Linked DNA regions of Mus musculus: regions 1, 2, 4, 5, 6 and 7 are each linked to region 3. Evidence: chromatin loops called from intact Hi-C (ENCODE). Cell type or tissue: left cerebral cortex. All regions are shown on one strand.

What was found. Hi-C counts contacts between places; a loop is a spot of excess contacts. Peaks named below come from ENCODE experiments on the same cell type or tissue, not always from the same donor. Only the 100,000 strongest peaks of a DNase experiment are listed, where the experiment ranks them.
Region 1: a loop joins it to region 3, with 10 times the contacts of the local background. A loop is called at or near these places in 41 of 42 quality-filtered maps.
Region 2: it touches region 3 in a loop (4-fold over the local background); 7 of 42 quality-filtered maps call a loop at or near these places.
Region 4: it touches region 3 in a loop (4-fold over the local background); 9 of 42 quality-filtered maps call a loop at or near these places.
Region 5: a loop joins it to region 3, with 2.8 times the contacts of the local background. A loop is called at or near these places in 16 of 42 quality-filtered maps.
Region 6: it touches region 3 in a loop (4-fold over the local background); 9 of 42 quality-filtered maps call a loop at or near these places.
Region 7: it touches region 3 in a loop (4-fold over the local background); 16 of 42 quality-filtered maps call a loop at or near these places.

Annotation. Positions count from the first base shown.
Region 1 is chr15:27,917,849-27,921,848 of GRCm38, forward strand. It overlaps Trio (triple functional domain (PTPRF interacting)), which reads right to left. Exons shown (of 57, transcript NM_001081302.1): 2 at 1,369-1,443. Among named protein-coding and RNA genes, the nearest start is that of Gm29975, 75 kb to the right of the region's middle. In left cerebral cortex, a CTCF peak has its summit at 1,861 (motif pointing right); a DNase peak (open chromatin) is centred at 1,916.
Region 2 is chr15:27,849,161-27,853,160 of GRCm38, forward strand. Trio (triple functional domain (PTPRF interacting)) reads right to left here. Exons shown (of 57, transcript NM_001081302.1): 14 at 2,657-2,852; 15 at 1,833-1,999. Among named protein-coding and RNA genes, the nearest start is that of Gm29975, 140 kb to the right of the region's middle. In left cerebral cortex, CTCF peaks have their summits at 1,849 (motif pointing right) and 2,370 (motif pointing left); a DNase peak (open chromatin) is centred at 1,880.
Region 3 is chr15:28,180,496-28,184,495 of GRCm38, forward strand. It overlaps a transcript of Dnah5 not described here. Among named protein-coding and RNA genes, the nearest start is that of Dnah5, 21 kb to the right of the region's middle. In left cerebral cortex, a CTCF peak has its summit at 1,702 (motif pointing left); a DNase peak (open chromatin) is centred at 1,633; H3K4me3 peaks cover 585 bases; H3K27ac peaks cover 365 bases.
Region 4 is chr15:27,743,075-27,747,074 of GRCm38, forward strand. Trio (triple functional domain (PTPRF interacting)) reads right to left here. Exons shown (of 57, transcript NM_001081302.1): 49 at 879-1,126. Among named protein-coding and RNA genes, the nearest start is that of Otulinl, 64 kb to the left of the region's middle. In left cerebral cortex, no CTCF peak of the experiment used is centred here; no DNase peak of the experiment used is centred here.
Region 5 is chr15:28,033,272-28,037,271 of GRCm38, forward strand. No RefSeq gene overlaps it. Among named protein-coding and RNA genes, the nearest start is that of Trio, 9.4 kb to the left of the region's middle. In left cerebral cortex, a CTCF peak has its summit at 1,708; a DNase peak (open chromatin) is centred at 1,631.
Region 6 is chr15:27,749,826-27,753,825 of GRCm38, forward strand. Trio (triple functional domain (PTPRF interacting)) reads right to left here. Exons shown (of 57, transcript NM_001081302.1): 45 at 3,887-3,964; 46 at 2,765-2,956; 47 at 1-131. Among named protein-coding and RNA genes, the nearest start is that of Otulinl, 70 kb to the left of the region's middle. In left cerebral cortex, a CTCF peak has its summit at 2,317 (motif pointing right); DNase peaks (open chromatin) are centred at 2,358 and 3,310; H3K27ac peaks cover 206 bases.
Region 7 is chr15:28,027,417-28,031,416 of GRCm38, forward strand. No RefSeq gene overlaps it. Among named protein-coding and RNA genes, the nearest start is that of Trio, 3.6 kb to the left of the region's middle. In left cerebral cortex, no CTCF peak of the experiment used is centred here; no DNase peak of the experiment used is centred here.

The sequences.
Region 1 (4,000 bases), 260 kb before region 3:
ATAAACCCTGAATTAATTGCCTAATAACGGGATGAAGGCAAACAGAACCCAGCAGTCATGGCCGTCCATCTGTCTGATGCCCATCTCCGGCACTTCCAGGAAGAGCAGCAGAACAACAGAGGTCTGGGTGCCCAGGAGCAGAGGGGCAGCGGGCGTCCGTCTCAGACACAGACTCAGCATTCCAGGTCACGTGCGGAACTTCGAGTGAGTCCTCTTAGGTTAGGAAGGAGAATCTTTCCGTTACTCTGATTTTAAGTACAAAACCAGTAGTTCAAAAGCTGGCACATGGCACAAGCCCTTCCACAAACTGTTAGGGACGAGTTGAAAAAGAGTAAATAAACATTACTTTCAAAACTCCGTGGATTGTAATCTGTGAGTCAGTCTGTCCATCCATCCAAGTATTACCAACAACTCAAGCCCCTTTTTCTATTTTATACTCTTTTCTAGCCATGCAGATTCATTACTAATTAGATTCACTTCTCCAAAATCAACAGACAGTATAAACGAGTGAGCAAAGACAGGGCAAGCAAAGACGCCATGGACGCCTCATCTTAAATACACACAGAACCACATGCCCTCAGGACACCCAGAAGCATGGCCACCATGCTGTAATTAAACCTGAGAGGCCACGGGAGCCTGCCTCGGGCCAGCACAGCATGCTTATTTCAGATAGATAGCGCAAGGGGTGGGTACCCAGGGAACAGCAGCATCCTGCAGGACTGCCCAGGGTCAGGGCAGTCTCACTCACATCCATCCCAGGGAGAAAGCTAAAAGGTTTGAGCACAGCCTTCGCTGTGCAGCAGAGAGAGGCCAGATGTCCCACAGGCAGGGGGCTGGGCTGTCAATCTCCACTCTGTGGAGGGAGGGCTAGCAATGAAAGGCAGGTATCATCTTAAGAGGAAGCATCCGTTAGTAGACTGCAAAGACTTTACAGACACCTGAAGAGGTGGCTGCTAAGAACCCCAGGAATGGCAGCACAGAAGGAGAGGACCTGCTGAAGGACGGGAACCTTTCCTCAAAGATGAGGGAATGAAGAGCCATGGGAGACAAGGCATAGAGGTTGAAAACCCCTGAGTGTGTATTTGTGGTCACACTCCCAACTGCTGACACTGAGGTGTTTAACAAGCAGCTGTTCCACTTAACGGCTCCGGCAACGCAGCCAAATGTTTACAGAGTGACAGACATGTAGTTTGATCAGCAACACTAGCTGGCTTAGGATGTTCACGCTGCCTTAAAAATGCCTTGGGCATTAATTTTTCACGAATAAAGGATTTTAAAGGTCCATCAAATGTCGATGCTTTCATAGGCGAGGGACTTTATAATCAAACTCCGCTGTCAAGTAGAGCAGGTTAGAAAGTCAGACTTTACCTGAAAGATAGGCGACTTTTTCCTTCAGAATTGGCAAAACATCCATAGCTTTCATTTCATCATTTTTCCGAAACCCTGAAAGACAGAGAGAAAAGCGTCACCAGGCTGCCTGACTGACAGGTAAGGCCCATGTTACCCAGTGCCAAACGTCAACTGTCATCATAGCCAATGAATCAATTAGGGAACCTGTCTGTCCCTGTGTGAACACACGAGACTGTCCCCAGCATTTTCTTCTATTTTAGTGCTGAATAATGGTCATTACACATGCCCAGAGACAGTGCCCCTGAAGACTCTAAGCCATGCTAGCCATAGTAGCTTGTCCCCGGAAGACACAATATGTAATCAGTTCCAATCATTTGCCAAATCTTCCTTTTAACCTTGTGGAATTTAGGTAACTGCCAGAGAAGGCTGCAGCATTGGCATTGGCAGCTTTTTTTTTTTTTTTTTTTTTTTTTTTTTGGAAAAGTCTGCTTGTTGTAGCCCAGCAAAGCCTCTAGAGGGAGCTCGATGCCTACTCTTAGTCTCCTCAGCCTGGTTAATAGCAGTACTTGCCTGGCACACAGAGGGGCTTATGCACAGCCCACACTGGCCAGTGCTCCCTCCTGGCTCGCTCCTTCTAAGCTTTTTGGGTTATACCCCGAAGAAGAGCATCAATGACTAAGCTAGCCTGTTGCCACTCCAATTTCCGAGGTGGCCAAGGCCATGGACTGAAGAACAGAAAATCTTAGAAAGCCAGGGAACAATTTTCAATTTTACGAGAGGCCAGAATACTGCCTACAACTTAGGACAAGCCAATGCGTAAGTAGAGTGAGCTGCGGCCTAAATATGCCCAGCCCGCCCACCAGGAGAGCACCCACCTAGGAACGTGGGAGAAAGATTTTCTCCCTCGTGCTCATGCCTTAGGATACTCTAAGGGAGGTCACCATTCTAGGGCTGAATGCCCATTACAACCAGAGCTGCATCTGCCATCACTAACATACTCTCAGAGAAACACAAGACAGCTCCCCCAGGCCTGGTTTTTTTTTTTTTTTCCTTCCATTTTTGTCAAATAGTACAAGGAAAAGATCTGAAACATTATTTTTCATGTTCACAACTGGTAAAAGATGTGGTCTAAGTAAAGAGTATTAAATAAGTGGAGTTCTAGTGTGCTCACTGGCCCAGTTCTCATATTCTGATAGACAGTCTCTCACCAGGCGGGCACGCTGTCACACAACTGTAATCCCAGCAACGAGGAAGCTAACACAGGAGGGCCCTTAGGTCAAGGCACCCGAATTCAATCAAATCCGGGGATGTGCACTTGGAGAAGCGCATGATGTTGAATTCACTGCTCTAACTTTATTCTGGCTGGTGGAGAGGACAGAGCCCAGTGTAAGGCCAAACTAGATTACATGCTCAGGACTGCACTGTGGTATGTGAAACCGAGAGGAGAAATCTGGGAGAAAGAGTCCTCAGACTAAGTATCAGAGTCAGTGGCCCAAGCTTCCAGCTTTTCCCAAGCCTCATACATGAAACACAAGTTCCCTGTGGCCCTTCTAAAAAAAAAAAAAAAAAAAAAAAATCAAGCATCTGAGCCAGGCAGGTGGCAATAGCCACCTTTAATCCCAGCATTCCTGAGGCAGAGGCAGGCAGCAAGGACCAAAGCCCTGAGAGGACTTCTGGCATGACCCAGCCAGGGAATAACAGACTTGAGCCAGAGCTCAGGTCTTCAGGTCACCAGGCCACTTCACTTTCTAGTGCACCAACTTTTCTGTGTGAACCGCCATGGCTGTGTGCTGGCAACCCACCAGACTGAGAAGCAGTTCTGGTTTCTAGATGGCAGATACCCGAGCCAGAGGGCTACAATTTCACCCCAGTGCCTCCAGAGCTCTTGAATAAATTCAAGCTAATCTCAGCAGCTCCCCATCCATCGAGGTAACTCAGTACCACTTTAATTCAGTACCGCTCGTGGTAAAGATGGCGGTACAGCTAAGGCAGTGGCGTCAGGCTGGTGACAGCCTGTAGCCAATGCAGATGATGAGAAGGCTCATAAGCTGGGGGATCCCAGTGAGAATGGAGTGACCTGCAGCTATAGGTCAAACCTAAAGATGTCTGACAAGAGAAATCCTTTTCTACTGTTCAGGGTCGCGAACAGACACGTCCAACAAGCCAATGTTCACCCAGGTTCTTGTCTATGCCCTAGAGAATACTTATGAAGTCAGAGTGTGCAGCTGTTTAAAAATAATTTTTCTTAGAAATTAAAAATAAACAGCTTTTTGCTATACTCCATGGGTTCTGGACTACAGTACAGAAAGGCCAGATACCTAAGACTTCCTTGGCTCGTGAATTAAAAGGCTTTAGGTTCTGGGTTCAATGGTCTTCTCCTGGAGGCATTTCTTCTTGCTGGGATTACAGGAGGTCACCCACTACAAACTCAGTTAGAAGAGATCCCTCTGAGATTCTTCACCATATCTCTGTCCCAGAGACCAAGGAGTAGCCACACTTTTACTTCTATGACCAAGAGGGTCTGCGGATGGACAAGGACCGCACAGAGAAGTTGGTGAGGTTAGAAGAGGGTGGGCAAAAGGTGGGCAGCAGGCAAGGAAGGCAACCACCAAGATCAGGGGCATTTAGCTGTGCCCATTTTCTGAACGTT
Region 2 (4,000 bases), 330 kb before region 3:
TGGGTTGCCACCCCTTTGGGGTCAAATGACCCTTTCACATGGGGTAAACTTAACCACCGAGGGGAAAAACAGATATTTACATTATGATTCATAATAGTAACAAAACTAGCAATAGAAATAATTTTACGGTTGGGGAATCACCACAACATGGGGAACTCTATTAAAGAGATCAGGAAGGTTGAGGAGAGCTGGCCTAGAGGTCCTGGTAAGGAGACAGCCCTGACTTCCTTACAATCTTACCAACAGAGCCTACAATCCCCACAGGGCTCTCACCACAGACACTGCCACAAGGGCACAGAAGGTCTGGGTTGTTTTTTTTTTTTTTTTTAAGATGGTGGAGGGAACGGGCTATGAGAACACAGACCAAGACTGTTCCATGTTATAAAGCAAACTTGTTCACTGAATGAGTTCCCTGACACTTGAGGGAAGTCCTGCTACTTCCTGTCCAGACTCTCACCTAACCCATAGTAAACTGGCCACTTACTTAGTCAGAGCAACTCCTTTGTTTCACTGACTTTCCAAGGACGATCAGTGTTAAATGACACTATAGCCCAGGTGTGAAATAGATTCCTCCACAATGCTCAGAGGCCAAACCAAGGGACTCAAGTGTACACACTACAGGGGTGTAGGCAAGCCTGTAGGACAGTCTTAATCAATGATGATGGGGAAGGCCCAGCCCGCTGTGGGTGGGACCACCGCTGGGAAGGTAGCCCTGGGGAGCAAGCCAGTGAGCAGCACCCCTCCACGGCCTCTCACAGGCTCCTGCTTCTATGTTCCTGTACTGCCGAGTTCCTGCCCTCACTGCTTTTCATGACGAGCTGTTGTATGGAACTCTGAGTGAAACAAGCCCTTTCCTCCTCAAGCTGCTTTCAGTCATGGTGTTTCATCTCAGCAATGGTAATCACAGGCTGTGGCTGGCTCCAGCGGGAGGTTGTGGGACACCAGCCACAATCTCAGCCTGGTGTGTCATAGGGCCATGGGGTGAGTAAACACCACGGCTGACTCATTACAGGGGTAGAATGGCTTCTGAAAGCCATCTTCACAGTCTAAGCAAAGACAGCCTGTAAGGTGTATAACTACATCAGTCCTTAAATAAGTGGTTTTTCTTGAGGGAAGAAGAAATGCTCACAGGTTACAACACTGTGTCTCCTTTAAATGTACAATACTAGTGACACTAATGCTACACAAGAGAATAGCAGCCCCCATCCCCATCACCTGTGGTGCCAGGAGCATGTGCTCTTCTGTGAACACAGCCTGTGTCTGCACCACAGCAGGCCGTGGCTGAGGCTCCTGGCACTTCCTTCAACAAGGCCAGGGCTGGCTTTCTGTGCAATGGACAGAATCTAACAGCCTCACTCCTCCATCTAGACCCTCCATCAGGGAGCGCTCCTTTATCCCCACCACGGGACACAGTGTGATATCTATACTTGACTCTAGTGGTATTGAATCCATTTGTCTCAGCTTCGCCCTAAATGTGACATTCTATATAGTATGCAGCTAACTCAAGAAAAGCCTAGACTTGCAGTCTGCAGATATGTCCAGATTAATAAACATTTAGGGGGAAAATCATGCATTTCCTTAGCCTAGGAAGTAATATGCTTTAAGCAAGGGACCACCAAGTAGGAAAGGATAGGCAGGGACAACACACTCAAGAGCTATGGCTGCTGAGCGGGCAGCTCTTCCACTCCAGCTGGCCATCCACGGAGGGGTGGGCTTCATTTCTACCATGAGATGCTGTCCAAGGGCAAGAACAACCTTACACAGCGGGACATGGTAAATTCTCCCCGAGGCCAACCGGTCAAGAATTCCCATCATTCCTCAGTGTCACGCACCTGCTTCACTTCCGCCTGCAGGTGGCGCAACTGCACACACTGCTCCAAGTGTTTCCGATGCTGCTCAGCTGCCAAATCCAACTCCTGCTGCTTCTCATGAAGAAACTCCAGGAGGTCCTGAACCCGAGTGGCCATGTCCACATCTCTGTCACAAAGCAGCTCCACACCTGTGAACAGTCGTAGGCGACCGGTATTCAACTCACACCATCGGTCAGCGTCTCTTGCCCAATGCACTACCCAGTGTGGCTTGTGAAAAAGGCGCCACAGGGGGCCACCTGCACTAGCAGCCCAGTTCAGGGAGACCCAGGCCAGCAGAGATGTTTCTATACACATATCCAGCGGGCCAGGGCGTGAAAGGGTGCACAGCTGAGCTGACCCTCTGGGACTTAGTGACAGGGTAGCAGCTTTTAGAAATGAGCAAGTGGCTCAGCCTTCAGGAAACATTTAATTTACTCCATGTAAAGCGGCTAATGCAAGCAGGATGTTGCTGGGGAATCACTGGATACATTTAATATTGAGGTTTACAGCGACATCTGCTGGACACTGAAACTAAACAAACACTTTCACAAGTTTTTATACTTCGCTCACAAATATAACAATTTTCCAAAGTTCTTACTACTTAAAACAATTCTCAAAAGAATTTAAGGATAAGTTTCCTGAGGATAAAGTTAAGCGTGATTGTGAAATAAAGTGAAAAGCCCTTCCTTTGAAAGAATCCATGTTGGCAGGTAATGGCTCATTAGTAGAAGCTGTGGCACTTATAGTCCTAGTCCCATGGTGACGCAACAAGGCCACACCTGTCACAGGGTGGAGGGCTTTCTTACCAGAGGCCTGGACCTCATTGACATACTGCAGAAGATCCTGTCCTTGGTGGATGACATCGAAAGTCAAGTTATTCATGGTCAGGGCTTTGTCTGCATGGTGCTGTAGGCGCTGCTCTGCGATCGTCAGGTCCTCCGTATCGAAGTCATTCATTTGCTGGGAAAGCTCATCATTCCACGACTCAAGGTCCGAGATGATCTAAGAGAGGAAAGCATCTATGCAAGACCAGGACTTAAACACACTCAGCCATATCTCACTGTGAGTCAACGGACAGCCAACCATCATGGGTCTGGCGAACCATTGTGCAGAGGCCAGGCCAGGAGGGGATTGACCAGCCTTGAGGAGGTCAACACTTGAACATTCCTACAGATGTGGGACAGCAGGATATGGCTGCTCGTGAGTGGCGCTGTGAAGAACCACCATTCCTACACCAAACCAGAACCTGGCCAAGGCCTGTTTTCCATCTGAGTTCTGTTTCTAGGAAATACCAGAGAAAAAGGGTAACCAAGAGCCAAGGGAGAAAATGTATTATGTGAGACTTGGCTTCTTTAACAAGTGAGCCATGACAGTCAGAAGTCATGGAAGGCACAAAGTTAGAGGACAGAGGAGGAAGAGTTGAATCTACCCTAAGAGACTGGCCACCAAATGCAGGAATTGCCCCTATGTCTCCTAATGCAGGCCGATGTGTAACCCTGAACGCATGCTGTTCATGCTAGGGGAGGTGTTTGGTGTTCTGAGTGAGTATGAAATGACCTTACAGTGCAGACATCTTTAGAAGAGGAATGATGGACAGGCAGAGTCTCTGAAATATGCTGGGCCAGCATTCAATGAAGGAAACCAGCAAAGAAACACGGTCCAGCTAATTTGGAGGACTTCCATATGGAAGCTTCATCATGCCGCTCTCTGCTTTTGTATAGCTTTGAAGACATGGATTACATTATTTTAAGTCACAAAATGCAGAAAAGAAGAGCTCCTTGAGAAAGAATACATACTGTCTACTTCGGGGGGCTAGCCTTTCCCGAGGGTCCTCACTTGTGCACTCCATTTTGAACGAATGGAGTTAGCATGAAAGTCTGAGCATGGGACAATGCTTGCAGAGTCCAGGTAGAAGACGGGGTTTCAGAATGCCTACAGGATGGATCTTCCCAGTTTACTCTTTTGTTAATGGGATTTGCATGCGATGTGTATTAACATGCCTAAATTGCACTTCTTCATAAAATCGATACTATTAAATAATGTTAACAGATCAGTCATGAAATAAATGAGAAAAAGATGATATTTTGGGGGTTCTTAAGATCAAGCTTAGAGCTTTGTACATCCTTGCAAGTGTTCTAGCCACATCCAGC
Region 3 (4,000 bases):
AGCAAACATTTTGGTTTCAGAATTCTGATCCTTTGTATATGAATGCAAGAAGGATGAAACTCACTGATAGATTAATTGTTTAGTATATGTGAGACCCTGGGGGAATGCCCATTTTGGTAGTTTGAATAATATGACCCCCATGGGATCATATATTTGAATGCTGAGTCACCAGGGAGTGGAACTCTTTGAAAGGATTAGAAGGATTAGGAGGTGTGGCCTCACTGGAAGAAGTGTGTCATGGAGAGGCCATGCTAGACTCAGCCCCCCCCCCCCCTTTCTCTGCCTGCAGACCAGGATGTAGCTACTTCTCTAGCACCATGCCTGCCATGATAAATATAACGGACGAATCCTCTGAAACTGTAAGCAAGCCCTCAACTAAATGCTTTCTTTCATAAGAGTTGCCAAGGACATGTTGTCTCTTTACAGCAATAGAACAGGGACCCAGACACCCAGCAATACACAAAAAAGCAAAACAAAGCCCAACAAAAGCCAAACAATAACAAGGGACTTTGGGCTGAGACTGGGCCATGTGCACCTCAGCTCTCTCAGTAAGGCTACAGAGATCCCCTTGAGCATGGGATGGGAAAGAAGTGTGAAGGCTTTGCCCTCAGACTGGCCCTTCAAGTCAGCTTCATGATCTACAGACAGATGCTTTTTCAAGTTGTGGCTTTTCTTCTCTGTTAGATGAAGCCCAGCTGCAATGCTAGGTAGCAGTGAGGCTCCATGAAGATGAAGCAGGCATTTTTCCCTGTTGAGCCAGGGAAAAATTAACTATTTAGAGTTCTCCCCCTATTCTATGGTGCTTTTTACCCACCAGGCCTGAGGAGACTTTCTGCGTCCCCTGAGCTAATGGGATGCATGTGTATAAGATCAGTGCCCCATGGCACAGCATTTCTTAGGAAGAAGCCAGAGTGCTACAGGTTGCATGTTTGTATCTTCCACAAATTAATCCGAGTAAAACCCTCGGCCCCAGAGTATTAGGGAGTGGGGCCTTTGGCTAGTGATGAGTCATGAGAGTTCAGACAGAGCATCGTTTATGAGCAAGGAACCGTTTATGTGCCTTTATGACACAGAGTTGGTAAACACCTTGAGCTTGGCTTTTTAGCCAGCCTCCAGAACTATGAGACGCATGACTTTTGTTTATAAGACACCCAGTCGGGCTGGTGAGATGGCTCAGCGGTTAAGAGCACTGACTGCTCTTCATGAGTTCAATTCCCAGCAACCACATGGTGGCTCACAACCATCTGTAATGAGAGAGAGAGAGAAAAAAAAATCTATGGCCCGGAAAGAGCGGAGCTGAAGAAAGAGAGAGAAGGGAAGGGGGTGGGGGAAGTCACCGAGTCTACGGTGATAAGTTATAGCATCTTATGGGACTAAGACAAGGGCTAGAGGGGTAACAGACACTGGGAATAGACAGGGGAGCGGTGGGTGTCATACATCCTTCACGCTGGAAAGCCTGGGTGACGTCATAGGCGAGCCTCGGGCCGAGCCTCCCTTGCCCCACTGAACACAGAATGAGAAGCTGTGGTTCTTAAGATGTCTCTAGAACTATTGCCATTTTACGTTCACTTATGACTCTCAAAGTCACTGCTGAGGAGCCACCCTGTCCACGTGCTAATGTGAGTGACACCAGGTGAAATGCTCGAAATAAATACCTAAGCAGGCTTGGCCACACAATAGCTTGGAGAGCAGCGCCCTCTTGTGGAGAAGTCTGAAATATTCCAGTGACATAGCTCAGACTTGAAGTTTGATAAAATACATTTGAATTTTGATATTATGACTCTTTGGAAAACACCTTATCTTTAAGTTTTATATAATGAGATGTATACATGCTATGTATCAAGTTATGTATTTATACAGGACAGTATAATTTATGTGAAGTTTATGAACATTATTTTTTCAAGTATAGGAAATCATTGAAATCTCATCAATACCTTAAGGGAAAATGCCCTCATGCCCAATTTCTTGGACAAAGAATTGCATTCTACAGCATTTCTAGGAATCGATGTGAACTGAAGACAGCCAAACATTAGATGGAGTTCGGGGAGTCTCGTGGAAGAGTTGGGGGAAGGACTGAGGGCCCTGAAGGGGATAGGAACTCCATAGGAAGACCAACAGAGTCAACTAACATGGACCCTTGGGGATCCCAGAGACTGGACCGCCAACCAAAGAACATTCCCAGGTTGGCCCTAGGCTCCTGCACATATGTGCCAGATGTGCAGCTTGGTCTTCATGAGTGTCCCCAGACAAGGGGAGCAGGGGCTTACCCTGACTCTGTTGCCCATCTGTAGATCCTGGTCCGATAACTGGGCTGTCTTGTCTGGTCTCGATGGGAGAGGAGAGGATGTGCCTAGTCCTGCAGTGACTTGAGGTGCCAGGGTGGATTGGTACCCAGGGGGGACCTCCCTCTTCTCAGAGGTGAAGGGGGTGCAGGAATGGGGGGAGGGGCCTTGTGAGAGGTGGACTGGGAGGGAAGGGAGCTGCAATAGGGATGCAAAGTGAATAAATAAATTAGTGGAAAAAATAAACTTGAGGACAAGGAGTGCTCATGAGCACTTGGAATTGAATGAGGATTCCTATTATGTCCGATACTTAGTAGATCAAGGAAAGGGCTCATGAGAAGGCTTTGTTTTAGTAATGGAATAGAAGAAACTAGAAGATTTGCCTCTGTCCATTTAAAGATTGGTGGGAATGGTTTTTAATTTGATTCCTGGTAATCCATAAACCTACAAACTCCACAAATCCGTTCTAATATTGCTAACATTTCAAAGCATTGAAGGCTTTAGGATCTTCCTCTCCTTCTCTTCCTTCTTTCTTCTTCCTCCTTCCCTCCCTCCCTCCCTCCCTCCCTCCCTCCCTCCCTCCCTCCCTCCCTCCCTTCCTTCCTTCCTTCCTTCCTTCCTTCTTTCCTCCCTCCTTCCTCTTCGTTCTCCTATTCTTCTGCTTCCTCTTCTTCCTCCTCCTCCTCCTCCTTCCTCTTCTTCAAGGCTGGCTGGCAAACAACTTCCAAGGTCCCACTTCTCTTTGTGCTCTCAGCTCTGAGGTTACAGATCTGTACCCCGTGCCTGACTTTTAGGTGGGTGCTGGGATCCAAACACAGGTCCTCATATTTCTGTGGAAGACGCTTCCTCCCAGCCCTGAGAACTTTGCTATCAGAACATGATTTGTCATTGCCACTTGGAGTAATGAAAACAAAACGATAGATATCTTTGCTACCTTGATTGGATATGGTGGTTTTGTGAGTGTGAGTTCATGTATTAAATATGTGTAGTTTTAAAATATGAATTATACTTCAATGAAAGTGTACTTCAATGAAAGAAAATAGTAGAGAAAACCCCAAAATAAAAAATTCCTATCATCTGCAAATAATGGTACCTGATTTGAACTTGAAGTGAAGAATAAACATATACATGAAAGGATACCGACAAATATGAGCTCAAAGCATCTGAGTCAGGGAGTATGTAGGGTCCTGAACTGAATTAAAAGGAACCTGTACTTGGGCACTAAGAGTGAGAGCCTGTCTCTGAATTGAGATGCTGTTAGCCACTCAAGGGCAGCCATCCAGACCCACGCCATTTCCTGGCCCTGGGCGTTCCTTCATCTTTCCTCTTACAGCCATCTTGAATGGGTTATGTTAACAGATCTAAGATGTGTTATGTTTGCAACCTACAGTTCTTTAAGGATATGGAAGTGATTTACCGGAAGTACTTAGCCAAGAGGAGTTCTGGTGAGAATCTAGAATTGATAGTGAGGCAGAAGCCAGAGGCCTCGAAGGAGACCAATGACTCGTGGCAATGGAAATTTGTCAGGAAAGCTGTTTGGGCAAAGGGTACACTGTGTGACACACTGTCGCTTCCATGGTGGGATGTGTACTTTTTGTTTTATATTTGTTTATTTATTGTTTTCTTTTTTTGGAGGGGGTTGCAAGGGCAGAGGGTGGGTATGGAGGGACATGGAAATGAGTGGGATTGGGGTGTGGCATGTGAAATTCATCAATAAA
Region 4 (4,000 bases), 440 kb before region 3:
GGCTGACACTGAAGGCTTTTGAGCAGGGGTCCTGAACAATACACTCGCTGCTAACTGCCTATCCCGGAGACAAGGGAAGGAGGGAAGAAGAGATGGATGGATGCATTTATCCCCCCCCCCCCCAATACCAGCCTCCTGCAGGTGCCCGCTAGGCCGGGCAGCACTGTTTTCCAAAGGCATTGACAGTCCTTGAAGAAGTGTGGCTATTCTGATATTTCAGGGAGGTTCCAGGAAGAGAGAGAGTTTCCAAAAGCAGTTGGACTCAGTTTTAAGGTAATGCTCAAAATGCAGTAAAGCCGACTTCAGGCTTACATCGACGAGCCTTCGAGTAACAAAGAGCTCACAGCAACGCCACCACATAGACCAGTGGTTCTCAACCTTCCTAATGCTGCAGCCATTTAATACACGGTGACCCCTCCCGTCCATAAAATTAATTCTGTTACTACTTTATAACCAGTTTTGCAGTCATGTGTTATGATGTAAACATCTGTTTTCTGGTAATCTCAGGCGACCCCTGTGAAGGGGCCATTTGACCCTCCAAAGGGGTCTTAACCCACAGGTTAAGGAAGGTCTATACTGCTGGTATAGATCTTCCTGCAGCCTGTGAATGACGATCCTGTGTCTCTCAAGAGGTCCTGCTCCCTGGATATTTAGTGACCCGAACAAAAAAGGTATTAGGGATCTGTTGGGATGAGGCTAGCCCTTCACCTGGGGGGGGGGTGTTGGGGGGAGTCACACAATTTGCTTAGAGGCAAACATGCACTCACAGACAGTTTTCCCTCCACTGGCTGCTTCCCTCCAGGGCCTTCCAGTACTTCCTGGAACGGCTCCTATGCCCCGAGCTGTCCACCCTCGGGCTGCTCACTGCTGTCACTCACTTGAGAGTCCCGTCGGGGTTCTCCATGATAACTGCACTCGTATGGCCCAAGACGAAGCCCGGAATCCAGCCCTCGGCTGCGGGGCACTGGTCAGTGGCGGCTCGGAACACCAGAAACATGTTCTGCTGGTTGCTGGCCAGAATTTGAACGACCTCTCCTTGATAGACGTTTATCTCATCCTCCTTCACTGCCGTGTACTCGTGTGTCACCAGCATGGTGGAGATGTTGCTACTGCTGCTGCCTTCACTCTGGAGGGGAGAGATGAAGAGAACAGGGTGGACAGGGACTGAGAGGAGGCGTGACAGCCGCAGCCACTGCTCACCTCGAGCCATGGCGCCAGCCCACAGGAGGGCTCGGCAGTCAGACAGGGAGATGGCACACTCTTTCTTCCTCCACACTCGCTTCCGCTTAGTGTCCCCTGTGCAACAACTTGCTCAGCCATTGAGAAACAACTCCCAAAGATCCACCTCAGTGCTGATGCCCTGGGGGCCTGGTGCGGTTGGATCTTCCTGTGTCCTCTTACCGATGCCATGTTGGGCGTTTCCAATTCAAACACGTGTTAACTTTGAAGGCTGTCGGCTAGCCATGTGGCCCCCAAGTCTTCCTAAGAAGGCCATCATTGGGATGTGCACTCCAGGTCACAGGCTGTTGTTTGCCTAACCTTTTCTACCCCTACTAACCAAAAACCAAGAACAGGGAACATCTGAAAGGCTGATCCCTAACACTCTACTCTTAGGGACGGCTGCTCCATCTCCTTTATGTCCCTCAGCGGATGCTGTCTTGACTGAACTTGCCTCAAGGGTCTTCATGTTGCTCTTGTTATGGGAACATACGGCAGAACGTCACACAGCTGCCTTCAAGCTTTGTGGAAGAGACCTTTGTCTCCAGAGGCCTCAAGAGCATCCAGTTTCTTTGGTCAGTGACTGAGGGGTGGTTGGCCTGCAACGCCTGTTCAGTAACTCAGTCAATGCAACAAGATTGCAAAAAGTAAAACTAAGTTGGTTCCTTAAGGTCTCCAGCTGGGCACACGAACTGAATGAACAGAACACAAATGGCAGTCACCTGTCCCATGGTCTCACCTGACTGGTGACCTACTGTTCCAGGAAAGAAGACAGGTGAGCGAGAGAGAGAGCTATCTCTCCAGAGTCCCTCATTGGGAGTGGCTTCCAGGCCCTGATGTCTGTGAGTGTTTACACTGTTGCTGCAAGCTATTTATGGAAGTCAGCATTTCAAAGGCCTGTTATGTACTCTGGATCACTGAGTGGGAGAGATCGCCTGGTCCAGCCACCCTTTGCAGTCCTGGCCTATTGAGTATGTCAGAACCTGCTGGAGCAGACAGCTGACCACTGTTCTGAGACGGCTGAGGGGACACAAGACCCACCTGCTCTTCTCTGTGAGGCCATGGGTGGGAAGGGAAGCCAACACGCCAGTTACTGGGCGTTGAATGGACAGGCTGTGCATGAGAGCTGCCGAGGACATGGAAGAGCTGCCTGCCGCTCGTGGTCATGAGGCGGTTTGCTCTTGTTCCCCCCTCCCCCTGCCCCACCCCCATGGTGCCCACTTCCTGCCTGTGACCCTTCAGTTCAGAGGTGCCATGTGTGTTCCCTGTGGAATTTCAGTGTGGACCTTAGTATTTTGATTTAGATGGCGGGACCTAGCAGTTTTGGGATGGCCGAGGCAAATGTGCGAGAAATATATCCTACCCTGTTCTATGCCATAGCTTCCACGGTTAGGGCATCACCGTGGGCGGTATCTATAACTGGACTGATTTGCAACAATCACAGCTCCTGTCACTTCTGGTCTGAATGGACACCAGATATTTCAAATGGGCCTTCCTCAATTCCCACAACCTCCATGCTATTCGTAGAGCATGGCCATCTATCTATCTGCCCCCCCCCCCCCCCAGAGTAGGGTGATAAGTGTGCACAGGCCACCCAGCCAGTGACAGGGAGGCGGGGCTCTGGCTGACTCTAATGCGTGCTCATGGTGGTGGGAGGGAAAGTCTATCAGTGGCCCAGCCGACAGGGTCACCCAGTCAGCTCGGGGCCATCTGTTTGCACCCTGCCCTGACCTCAGCAGAATTCAGCAGAAGGTACCATCTGGAGCATGAGGAAGGATACCCCCAGAGGTCAGACACAGAGGCCTGTCTATAATCTAGAACAGTCCCTCAGAGGTGGTCCCAGGGAAGGAGGCCTTGCGGACCCGCTAGCAACTTAGCACTCCAATGGCCCCTTGCAGCCAGAGACAGGAAGAGGGCCAGAGGACATTTCCTATCCCTACCTACCCTGATGTGAGGCAAGCTGACTAAAACCCAGCCTGTCAACTTCCTTTTCCAAGCTACCTTCTACAAGAGCAGCAGTAAGAGGCAGAAAGGCCACTCCCCGATGTAACGGACTCTGGCCAGTGTGATGCACCATGCCTTCTTCTGGGTGGAGCCAGGCCCAGCTCCTGTGCTAGAGCAGTTACTCACTTGGAGACCCAGACCTGAAAGCTGCTCTCTGCGTACTAGAAACGTGTACAGGTTCGGGGATGTAGGAGATGTCAGCAGGCCCATTCCGTATGGATCACAGTGCTGAGACCAGGCCTGGTGACCGAGCAGACCACTGGTCAGGGGGTTGTCCTCCCACCTAGCGTTTCCCAATTAGCTGGAAGCTCCCTTGCTCTCTCCATTTCCCACGGAATGGAGAGTCCATAGCAAGGACACGGGAGTGCCCACCATCAGACACCTACTTAACCCCTTAGTGGTCAAACAGGTGTAAATAAACGAATCAAAGCCCACTTCTTAATTTCTTCCACAAATAAAGAGGAAGGCTGAGTTAATCAAAATACTTAACAACAAAAAGAAGATCAAGAGTCTGAATGAGGGATTAATAGAAGTCCAGAGGAAAGAGACATGCAAAAGCTAGATTTTATGTATAAATATATATACAATGAGAGACACAGACCCTTTTAGGGAAATGTATTTAAAAATTTATAAAGCGATCAAACATACACTCGTTAGAACAGTTCTGTGCACTCACGCATGCCTTTAGGAGTGTTACGGGCCAGGTCACTTGCCCTGTAGGAGATAGCTGGAGGACAGTGAGGAGGCCACAGCGTGGGGGGAGCCCAGCAGAGACACC
Region 5 (4,000 bases), 150 kb before region 3:
TGCAAGTAACTTTAAAAACTCCAAATTGATACTGTGTTTTTCCCCCCTTCTACATTTGCTACAGTTGCAGAATCTGAAATCCTACTGAGAAAGATCCACTGTCCCTGACCAACTTTTGGTCTTCAGAATTTCTCAGCAAGGGATAAATACACCCAGGAGTCCCTAACACCTTAAACCTGTATCCCTTAATCCCTCCTAGAGAAGACTGTCGGCTTAGCAGAGCATCAGCTCAGAGTAATACCAGATAAAGAAGGGAAAAGGCCATTGAAAGTTACCAGGAAGAAAAGCATCTATGTTGCTTTTGTACAGAACGGGTCTTGCTAATGTGAGGACAGTGGTTACGCACCAAGCCATCTCAGTTCCTTCTGCACAGGGAAAGCCATGTAAAGACTTCATATACAACCAGGGCAATGGCGGCACAAGCCTTTGATCCCAGCACTTAGGAGGAAGAGGCAGGCAGATATTGCTCAGTGAGTTTGAGGATAGCCTGGTCCTAGGCTACACAGAGAAACCCCGTCTCAAAACAAAACAAAACAAAACAAAAACAAATAAACCTTCATGTCCAGGTTGGGGCTATTACAGAAGACTTGACTTTTACAGCAAACAATTGCTTAGTCCTTACTATGTCATCTGCCAGAGTGAACAAAATGAGCCAGACTTCTCACCTCATAGGCTGACTTTCCACTGGGGGAGGGGGAGATCAAGGTGTCTGCCAGATAATAACAAGAAGAGTGATCCATGCAGCAAAGGAAGGGGTAGAAGTCTAGGGGACAGGGCAGCCATCCACATCACTGGTAACAGTACAGCCCAGAAGAGAAAGTAACAAAATGAAATGCATGTTGGCCAAGAGTAAGAAGACCTGAGAAGGAACACAAAGGACCCAAAGCAGAGGCTCTCTTCAGAGAACACTGGGGAGGTCACTGTGCATGGGGAGGGGAGAAACCAGAAATGTAGGCAGCGGGACACCGATCTCCTAGGTGTTGGCTAACAGCTGTCCTTACTGAGACTGTGATGATGGCTGTGGGTTCTGGTAGAAGAGTCAAGTGATTTTAGGCAGAAAAAGAATTACACAGACTCAGCATTAGGGAATGGGCAGATGCTTCTTCTAAAAAAAAAAAAAAAAAAAAAAAAAAAGTTATTGGGAGTGTTAAACAACTCGGAGTGTGAGATCCATGTTACCTTTCCATATCTGAGAAATTTTAAAATTCAGAGAAGTCATTAAGTCCATCTGATTCCTAACGTCCTGGGTAGGGAATTATGGGCATAAAGGCTGTATTTAAACTAAGCGTGGTGGTGTTTACACACGATTGCAGGGCAAAGGAAGCTTTGGCACTGGGATCATGGCTTCCAAGCAAGCCTGGGAAATGAGACCCTGTTGGAGTATAGAGGGGAAAGGGAGAGGGGAGGGGGGACCTGGGAGACTTATGCAAATAGTCAATAAGTACATAAAACGATGCTGGAGACACGAGCCACGTGGGAAATACAGACCCAGCCACAGTGACTTACCACTCACTCTATACCCACCAGAGAGGCGAAAATAAAAAGCCAGTAACAAGTGGCAAGACACGAAGGAAGTGGAACCCTTGCTCGTTACTGGCAGAAGTGTAAAACAGAGCAGCCGCTTCAGAAAACATTTTGGATGCTCGTCCAGTGGTTAAACATAGAGTTACAGTATGAGCTCACGATGGTGGATAAGCACCCAAGAGAAAGGAGGCATATGCCCACACAAAAGCCTGTGTGCAGATATCCACAGCAATGCGACTCACAGGGGCCAGAAAGGGGAAATGCTCCAAGTACTATCAGATGAGTGTATAAAGAGTTGTCATGGGCTGGTGAGATGGCTCAGTGGGTAAGAGCACCCGACTGTTCTTCCGAAGGTCCAGAGTTCAAATCCCAGCAACCACATGGTGGCTCACAGCCATCTGTAACAAGATTTGACGCCCTCTTCTGGAGTGTCTGAAGACAGCTACAGTGTACTTACATATAATATAATAAATAAATAAATCTTTAAAAAAAAAAAAAAAAAAAAAAAAGAGTTGTCATGGGAGGGGGGTGGGTGGGATAGGGGGGTTCTGGGGTGGGGGACTGGGAAAGGGGATAACACTTGAAATGTAAATAAAGAAAATATCCATCATTAAATGGCTGAGAAAAATAAAGATATATTAAGCATGCTTAACCATCCAAAGAAGAAAAAAAAAAAAGAGTTGTCATTCCACATGATGGGAGATTATCCATCCATAAAAAGGAAGCGCCAATACTTTCTGTCATGTGGGCAGACCAAGTCAACATTCTGCTAAGGGTAAGAAGACAAACACAAGGGACAAAGACTGCATGGCTCCACTTATATGAAATATCCAGGAAGAATAAACTGGGGCCATCCTGATCTGAAATGAGCAGTGCTGAAGCCCTTGATTCTGCCATCTGAAGTTCCTCCTACTAGACAGCAAACACCAAGCGCCATGAGACTGAGGAGTGCGATCATGAGCCTCACCATCCACCAGTGCAGTCCTCCCAGGGTCAGCTGGCTTCTGCTCCGGCAGGCAGGTGCTGTCTTTGGCTGTGATGTACAGCACTACCCTCCAGCAGCCAGCCCGGGAGTCCGTCCATCTACTTTCCTGCAGGAAAGGCACGAGCCAATCATTTCCCTCAAGCTCCGTGGCTTTATGTAGAGAATGCAGCTGGCGGTGACAGTGTATCAACGTTGAAAAATCAAAAGAGAAACATCGTAAAACCAGAGAAATAATAATAAAAAAAATTCTCAGAGATTGTGGAACATGGGGTTGATAATTTAGCTTCTAAAACAGCTCCTGCTATAATCACTGGAGGCAATAGTTTGGAAGCAACCACCAACTCATAGCTTGCAAAAGAGGGGAGCAGAAAAGTCAATGTCTTACCTTCCCTGCCTCTGCCAGTGCCTCCCAATGGCTGCACCCACCCAGGAGCCAAGAGGAAAAGGAGCCTGAGTATGTCCGTTCCCTATTGACTATTTTCATGAGAGCAAAACAGGGCAGAAGCAGAGAGCAGACCCGTTGGACCAAAGCAGAGCGTCTAGTTCTGCCATGTACTGCTACGGCATTTGCAAGTCATAAATGGGTCAAGAGCACCCAACAGCTCGGTGAGTCCGACCTTGTACACAGAATACTAAAATGAAGATACTTAGTTGGAAAGATAAGTCCAGCACTTAACAAGACAGTTATGATTTCAAAAGAGAATATATGTTCAAGTAGGCATGGGGGGTGGGGGTGGGGCAAGGAACTCAAGAGAACAGAGAACCCCTTTGTGCAGTGGGTGATGAAAGAAGCAATAGGTCATAATTTCATTTGCTGTTGGCCAAATGTCAAGGCTCACACACAAAAAGTACAATGTGATATTTTAAATAGACCATGTAGATAAACTCTCTACTCAAAGGAAGGGGAAACTGGCGGTCTCTACCGTCTTCTCTGGCTGGCCCAGAACTCATTGAGTAAAAGAGACTGGCCTGGAGCTCACTATATAGACTAGGCTGACCTTGAACTCACAGAGATCCACTTGCCTCTGTCTCCTGAGTCCTGGGCTGAAGGCGTGTGCCACCACACCCACCTGTTATGGTATCTTCTGAACTTGAAGATTTAAGTCTTACTTTGTATTGACTCTTGAAGAGTCTGGAAGGGACTTGAGATATGCTAGGACCAACCATAACATTGGAGGGGAGGTTTTAAATACCAGTTATAACTGAAAGCCCACTTAATGAACAGCACCGTAGAAGGGACATGGTTAGGTCAAAATCCTTTTGTTTAGTTTTTGTTCTTGTTTTTTAAGACAGGGTTTCTCTGTGTAGTCTTGACTATCCCATAACTCGCTCCATAGACCAGGCTAGCTTCAAACTCCCCCTGACTCTGCCTCCTGATTGCTGGTATTAGTGTTGTGTACCACCGTACCCAGCAATACCTATCCAAGATCTAGAGGAGTTGAGAAGAACCAAGAGTATTAGAGGCAAGAGGCTGCCATGGCAAAGGCAGAG
Region 6 (4,000 bases), 430 kb before region 3:
ATCCACGTTTGCCGGACGCTTGGACTGGATGAATGCAAAACGAAAGTCTCCACGGCATCGCCCGTCCTGGACGTCAGGGCGAACTTACAGGGATCGCTCTCCACATTTTCCTCCAAGCAGAGGCAACTCACCTTTAAAACAGCAAGTCGTTATTTACAACAGCTATGACACGGGCATCCTGAGTATTCACCAATTAACTGGAGGTTGGTCGGCAGAATACACCTGCTGCGGGGCCTTTGGTACACAGCTTTAATGCGAGAGGGAGGATGCTCTGACATGCACTGCAACAACATGGTCAGACTTTTGAAAAACTATGCCAACTTTGCTCCCTCACAAGGATAGATATGTGAAGCTCCACAAACACGGTATCCTGGAAGCAGAAAGAGGCATGGGATTGTCAAGGGTTACTGGGAAGGGACAGTGGGGATGTTGTGTTTAATGGGTGGAGAGTTTAACTCTTGCAAGATGAAAGGACTCCTGGGTCTGAGGATAGTGGCACAACACAAAGGTACTTAATATCAATGAGCAGTTCCTAGAAAACACTTAAAATGGCAGATATTATGTTATATACATTTTGCCACAGAAATTAAAAGTATGAAGTGAATCTCATCCTATATTGATTGACATGGCAACAGCTACTTTTTAGCTGAATTCTGTTAGCCTCAGACACCATCACAGGTCAAGCATTCCTAAAACCCTGTTCGGTCTTGAGTGACCACCCACCGTGAAGACAGGAGCTCACAGACTACTGCATAAGGTGCCTTTAGGCTATTTGTGTAAAGTGAGCATGGCACACTCACACTTTGTGCTTAGAGCCAAAGGCTGCAGAGATGGTTTCCATGGTAAAAGGCTTGCGGCACAACCTGACTTCATCCCACATAAATGTAAAGGAGAGAACCAACTCCACAGAGCTTTCTGTCTCGCATCCACATGTGCAATGTGGCATGTGTGCCCAAATGCATATACCATGTACACCCATAAAGATACCTGGATACCATTGCTAAGTTGCCAGTGTGTATACGTATATAGTAAATATTTTTTAACTTAAAAAACCAAAAAGGTCTGAAACCAGAAAGACTTTGTCTGCAATGCTTCAGTAAAGAGTATTTAATCATTATCAGGAAGGATTTCAAAGCCATTTAAAGTCTCAGGTGCAAAGGCCGTTAAAAGGCTTGACTAATAGCTGAAACAATTACCTAGTAATTATTTCAAAACCTCTCCTGCAATTAGCCAGCACTCATTCTTCTCCAAAAATAACTCACCAAGCAGGGGTGGCACACGCCTATAATCCCCATACTCGGGAGGCAGAGGCAGGCAGATCTCTGAGTCTGAGGCTAGTATGGTCTACAGACTTAGTTACAGGACAGCCAGGGCTACACAGAAAAGCCCTGTCTCAAAGTAAACACATATTAAGATGGCCCATCATGTGAAGGCACTTGTCACCAAGCTCAGTGACCTGAATTTGATCCCAGGGGTCCTGTGATGGGAGAGAACAGATTCCCATGAATTCTCCTCACTTCATTCACACTCTGTGGCACACAAGCACAGACACAGCACATAAAAATAAGCAAATGTATTTAAAAAAGAGATTAAAGTCTCAAATATCAAAACGGATATGCAAGTGTATCCGATGTTATGATGAAAGTACAGAGAATCACCTCACAGAAGCAGCAGAGACATAATATAATGCATCAACAGAACTTCTAAGGTGCTGGGGTGGCTGTCTGTCCACAGACTTGTGAACAGAAATTCTAAAGGGTGGGTCGGCATACGGCCATGCCTTTGGAGGAAGCCAACACTAGGGTGGCATGAGACAAAGGGTTACTTCAGGCCATGGAAGCTCTTCTTTTTTGCCTGGCTCTGAAGCCTTTACAATAGGCCCTCATGAGCAAACGATCACATGGCTCAAAGGCTGTGCCCACAGATCAACCTTGCCCTGGTGCAGGCACTTGAAACCACTGGACCGTATGACAGTCCAAGCAGCGAGCTTCATAGGAGAGAGCGCCATGCCTCACCAGTACACCATGAAGCCAACAGACTCAAAGGGCGTATGCAGTTCCTCGGCACCTGTGATGACGACCCTAGTGTTTGTACAGGAGGCCCTCATAGAGAGGAACACATCTTCCTACTGAACTCTCCTGCACAGCTGAAGACATGGCAAGAGCTTGGGGAGTTGGGGGTGCAAGCACACATCTCCTAGGGACCACCTGCTGGCTTCGGGGCTCCTCTCTGTCATTTTGTCACCCTTGATTTGCCTCCTTTACAGACTTAGGATCATACTCATATAACTATTTTCTGTCTGTTCACCTTTTTCGGCCACCAGAGGGCAAGCTACCCTAGGGCAGAGAGGGTAGCTGCCTCATCTCTGGCGCTCAGTGACTGGAAGAACCCTCAGGATCCCTCTGTTGAATAGAGAATGAGACACTTAGCTGGCTCTTTTCTTTGGCCCTAGGCCAAGACTCTGAAGGTGAGACTTGGACTTGTAAGCTAAGTTTTACACGGTCTCCCAGAGGGCAGCGGTATGTATACTACCCAATGGCTATAGTCACATAGGTATTAAATAAAGTCTGACAGTGTGGCAGACAGCAGCTCCAGAGTACAGAAAGCAGAAAGAGGCAGGATGCAATTTTAAGATTCAACAGTGTACTAAAATGTCTTGTAAATACTTAATAAAACGAGCATTGGAAATGCCTCCGTAAGCACAAAAGTTCTTAGCATGACAGATATGTGTGCTGGCACATGAAGCTCGCAGGCGTGCATTTACCTTGATACTGTTCTTGAACAGAAATCCTGGCATGGAAAAGCCCTTTTTTTTATCAAGTGGTTCGCTGAATATGACGATCTGTTCAAAGAGGAAAACCCGCCTCTCTTTGCATCGAGGCAGAAGTCCTGCGTCTTGATCTGTGACCAGGAATGTGTCCTGTAAGAGCAGTTTACCCTGGGCAACAATTTTACCCTAAAACAAGAAGAGGGGAGGGAGGGAAGAGGGGGGGGGCATTATATTCTCAGTGACCAATCATCTGTTTCCTTTGGCTCCTTCCCACAGAATGACACATTCTTCTAGTAGCTGCAGAGCTTATTCTTTTACTGTGATGAATTAATTCCTAGCTCCAGGCAGAACAATTCTTTAAGTTAAAAGTCTTGTCAGCTCTGGGTAAAACCAGCGGCCTCAGAAGCAGAGGGCAAGAACAGACTTCTTTAGGGATGATTCTGACAAAAAGCAAGCATCCCTCTCCCGACTTGTCAGCAGAAGTCTCCACAGTTCAGACTGTGGGCTTCAGTCTGAGAAACACAGGCTTGGGACATTAAGCTTTAATGCTCCAGTGAGCGGGTGGCAAGGAACGCTAAAGCACCTCCCACCTTCTTCTCAACTGGAGGAACAGCTTCTGGTCTGAGTTTGCACACAGAAAGAGTTTGCAACCTGTACAGGTTGGTTAGACTCAAGAACCCAGTGGTCCTGAAATCAGCCTCCCAGGGATGAGAGAAAGCAGGAGCCTCCATCCCTAGCTTTTGTGGCTTTAGATGCCTGGAGAGGATGCAGAGGCTGTCAGAGACAAAGCAAGGCCCTGATCACCTCACCTCGAATGGCCGCAGGCAGAAGAAGGCTCCCCAAAGCAAATCAAAGGCCCCGAAAAAAGATGGAAAGAAAGTTAGTCACACTGGAGAGTGAGAGGGGAGAAAGGAAAAAAGAAAGAAAGGAAGGAAGGAAAGAAAGAAAGAGAGAAAGAAAGAAAGAAAGAAAGGAAGGAAGGAAGGAAGGAAGGAAGGAAAGAAAGAAAGAAAGAAAGAAAGAAAGAAAGAAAGAAAGAATGTATGTGCATAGAAATAACCCCGGACAGAGGAAAGGGATGGGAAGCGGAGGGCCCCTCAATAAACAATGCATTACGTCAAATCCCTGCAGCCGCCCGACGTTCATCATGTCATTACAGCGCTTCGGCACGATGCACATGACTTCTACAGCTTTCTGTGGGTGGAGAGAAAGCAGAGCTAGCGTCCACAC
Region 7 (4,000 bases), 150 kb before region 3:
AAATGACTTCCCAAGGGGGGGGGGGGGAAGCAGCACAGAAAAAGATTACCCAGGACACAAAGGAAACAGTCGAAAGAGCTCTTCATGGCCCAAGCCAGAACAATTTCAGAAAGACAACATAGCACTGTTTGATTACAAGCAAAAAAAATAAATAAATATTTTTGAGTCCATACTGATGTAAAGGAATAAGCAAATGGGGTAGAAGTGACAAAGGCAGAAGTACAAGTAACTTAGGTAGAGATTGTCCCGAGTGAGACAGAGCAGAACTCCCCTCTCGCAGGGTACAGGCTGCACACTACCTTCCAAAGAGAACAAAACTGGTAAGGAACTTTCTAACAGAGAAACCATTACTCTGCCCCAGCCCGTTGATCAAGGTGAACTTAAGAATCAGTAAGTCACCTTGACACTGTGTTCTAGATATAATAAAAGTGGCAGTGTTCCTCCCTGTGCCTCCCCTCCAAAACTCCAAGCTCCAAATGAAGATAACAGCATCCTATGAATGAGGCACTTCCTATAAATTACCTCACCAGCACTCTCCCAGACTTTCAAGGTCAGCAAAAATAAGAAAAGGCAAACAGATAGTTGTAGAATGCTGCGAGAACCATGGGATGGTGTTAGAACTCAGTGCAGTGTGGTGGTTTGCTCGTGTTGTTTTGTTCTGTGACAGGTTTTCCATCCATGGCCCAAGCTGGCCTTGAACTCTCCATTCTCTTACATGGGCCTCCCAAGTACGTTTACTAGATGTGTAAGTACAAACAAATCAGTTGTGTGCCACCACATTTGGCTCAGTGTAGTGGTCTTGATGGGTCTCAAAAGAACTCCTGAGATTTAAACTGAGTAAATCTGAATAGCGTGTTGGGGTATTAGTCAATAACACCAAATCCATAGTAAGCGAGAAACTAGACCTGGGGTTCATGGGAGCTCTCTCCACAACTTCTTAGTAAATGTCTATCTCATTTTAAGATTAAAAAGTATATTTAAAGCTTACTTTTAATCAGATGAGCAGCCTCTTACAAAAGTAATTCAAGTCAGCAAGTCCACAATCTCACAGCTCTTCAACTCAGGTGTGTTGACGATGCTTCTCTTAATTCATATCGATAACTTCTTTCTCTCTTTACATAGCTCCCAGAGGCTTCCGAGTGAAAAATATAGATAACGTACCCGATCCTTGAACATGAAGAACCATGCTGGCATATCTGTTCCTGTAACCTGGACATCCTGCCTAGATGGTTGGCATTGTTGAGGCCAGATTGTAGACATTGCTGAGGCTACATTGTGGGCATTGCTGAGGCTGGTCCTTACTGTGTGCCTTACCCACTCATGGGAACTTGGGTCGGCTGGCAGCCATCAGGGGAAATACTCAGCTGCTCACTGTGGTGCTCAGTCCCAACCCAAACCCAGAGTCTTAGATCCTCAAGACCTCCTGACACAGGCTTTCTTAGAGGCTCACTTTAAGACTTAACGCTACCCATCTCTACCCGCAAACCCCATGAAACAATATTTATCCTTTTTGAACTCCAGTATTTTTTCATTTATTCTTCTTTGTCTATTAGCTTCGGTGTAGCCTTTCTATTCTTAAAGAGAATGGCTTTTAGTATCCAACAAACTTCTCTTTTTCAGTTCTCCCTCCCAGAGATTCTAAAAGCGTCTCTTAAAATTCAAAGCCAGTGCCAACATTTTTCTTTGTATCCTTCCCATAATAATTCCCACCTTGGGCTGGTATATAAAACTGTGGAGAGAAGTTTAAACGTTGAGGGAAAATGAAGATGTTTTGAATGAGAAGGATATATTAGATGGTCTCATGCTGACTGACAGCTTGTTGGTGCTGAACCTAGGAAGTGACAGATGGGGAAGGCTAACTCCCTTTGGAAGGTTCCTGGGTGGGTCAGATTCAGGGTTCTGGGAGATGGTCTTAAGAGAAATGCAAGGGAGTCACATTACTGCTCCGGGCCTTGGGGCTTGGAATGGGCAGGGAATGACTGGGGTGTATTTGGCAAGAAAAGATCTCTATTCTAGGAATAGAAATTCTGCCCAATTCTTCTATCTCAGGTACTCCGACCAAGAAAGGAATGAGAGAGAATTTTTGTGTGAGTATGGTACACACATGCAGGCTGTCCCTGACATCTGAGCATGTGCAGGGAGATCTAAACAGGGTTTCACGACAGCTGCTGTTGATCCTACCCAACCTTCAAAATCCGGCTCCAGTTTCATCTGCTTTCATGAAGCTCCTACATGACTCAAGTTGATCTCTCCCTGCTCTGAGTTGCCCATCAGTCATTTGGGTACTTAATCGTGTGCCACGTTCTATGATTTCCAAGATTCGTCTTCAACGTCTTGCCTAGGAGATGAAGTAATTCTTTGCAATTGGCATGCAGATGCCAGTGTGCTTCTTGTGTACCTGGAGTTATATGAGGCCTGAAGACAGGAGACAAAATGCACAACATGAGCTGTGGTAGACAGTGCAACAGCCACAGAGACAGTGCTGTTCTCCTTGGTGGACATCAAGCCCCGCTAAAAACCTGTGTTTCCCAACTCTGGTGTTCATGTAACTGGGTACTGATCCCCATGAGCTACAAGCAGAAAAGGGCAGATTTATCATCTGTGTGCTCTTTGTCCTTTGAGTCCAACCTTTAGGAACACCAGCATACTGACGAAGGGGCCACAGTGAGACTATGAAGCAGAGCATATGGTGCAAGAAAATGACTGGTTGTAAGACAAGAAAATAAAGACCCTGCCACGGTCACATGGCTGATATGTCTGGTGTTAAACTGTATGCCACCCAGCCTCCTCTTCCTTACTAGGCCAATCAGTTCATATATGGGTGTGGGTGCATGTATGTTGCGCTATGCACACACGTGTATGAAGTTCAGAAGTCCACGTTGGTTGTCTTCATTGACCTATCACCCCCACCACACATTTGCAGTGTAGTCTCTCACTGAACCTGGAGGTCACTGATTCAGCCAGACCAGCTGCCCAGTAAGCTCCAGATATCCTCCTGTGTCCACTTCCCCGGTGCTGGGATCAGCAGTACAAAATCACCATGTAAGTGGCTTAAAAAAAAAAAAAGATTTATTTATTATTGTATGTAAGTACACTGTAGCTGTCTTCAGACATAGCAGTAGAGGGCATCCTATCTCATTACAGACAGTTGTGAGTTACCATGTGGTTGCTGGGATTTGAACTCAGGACCCCTGGAAGAGTAGTCAGTGCTCTTAACCACTGAGCCATCTCTCCAGCCCCGTCCCCCTTTTTATGTAGGTGCTAGAGATCTGAACTCAGGCTCTCATGATTGTGTAGCCAGCATTGCTGACTGAGCCTCTCCTATGGGCCCATGCTCCTATGGGTCCCTTATTGATGTTTCTCACGTATTTTTTTTTCCCACCAAGGGAACTCTTCGAGGTGAGTGAAAAAGCAGGAGACAGTTACTTCCTTGAGAGTCTGGGAGGTGACTGCAAGAAGCCATCGAACAGCAAACATGTCTTTGAATTGGAAAGTCTTTTCTTCTAAACGAAGGTGAAATGTTTTCTTCTTCTCATTCATTTGCATGTATTTTAATATAAATATTATGTCTTAACTTGTATCCTAGTTGATATGGGTACAGCTATATATCTCCCACTCCCCCCCCTCCCCCAAAGTATGCTAAACTCATAACTCTGAATACCTTACAATGCAACTCTATTTAGAAATAAGGCCATGACAGATGTGATTATTCAAGTTTGGGGTCATGCTCAAGTGATATTCTTGTAAGAGGGTGGCCTGCTGAGGGCAAACTTGGAGAATGCCAAAAGCTATTGGCAAATCAACAAATCAACGAAGAGCCTAGCAAGGGTTTTTCTATTGGTTTCAGAAAGATCCTTGCCCTGCCCAAGTATGATTCAGACTTGTAGACTAAAGAAGTCTGAGATCTCTAGAAGCCTGGGGTGATAAACTTCTATCGTTAAAGTCTCCTGGTTCATAGTACTTCACAGTCGTGGTAACCCCAGAAAATTGATACATAGGC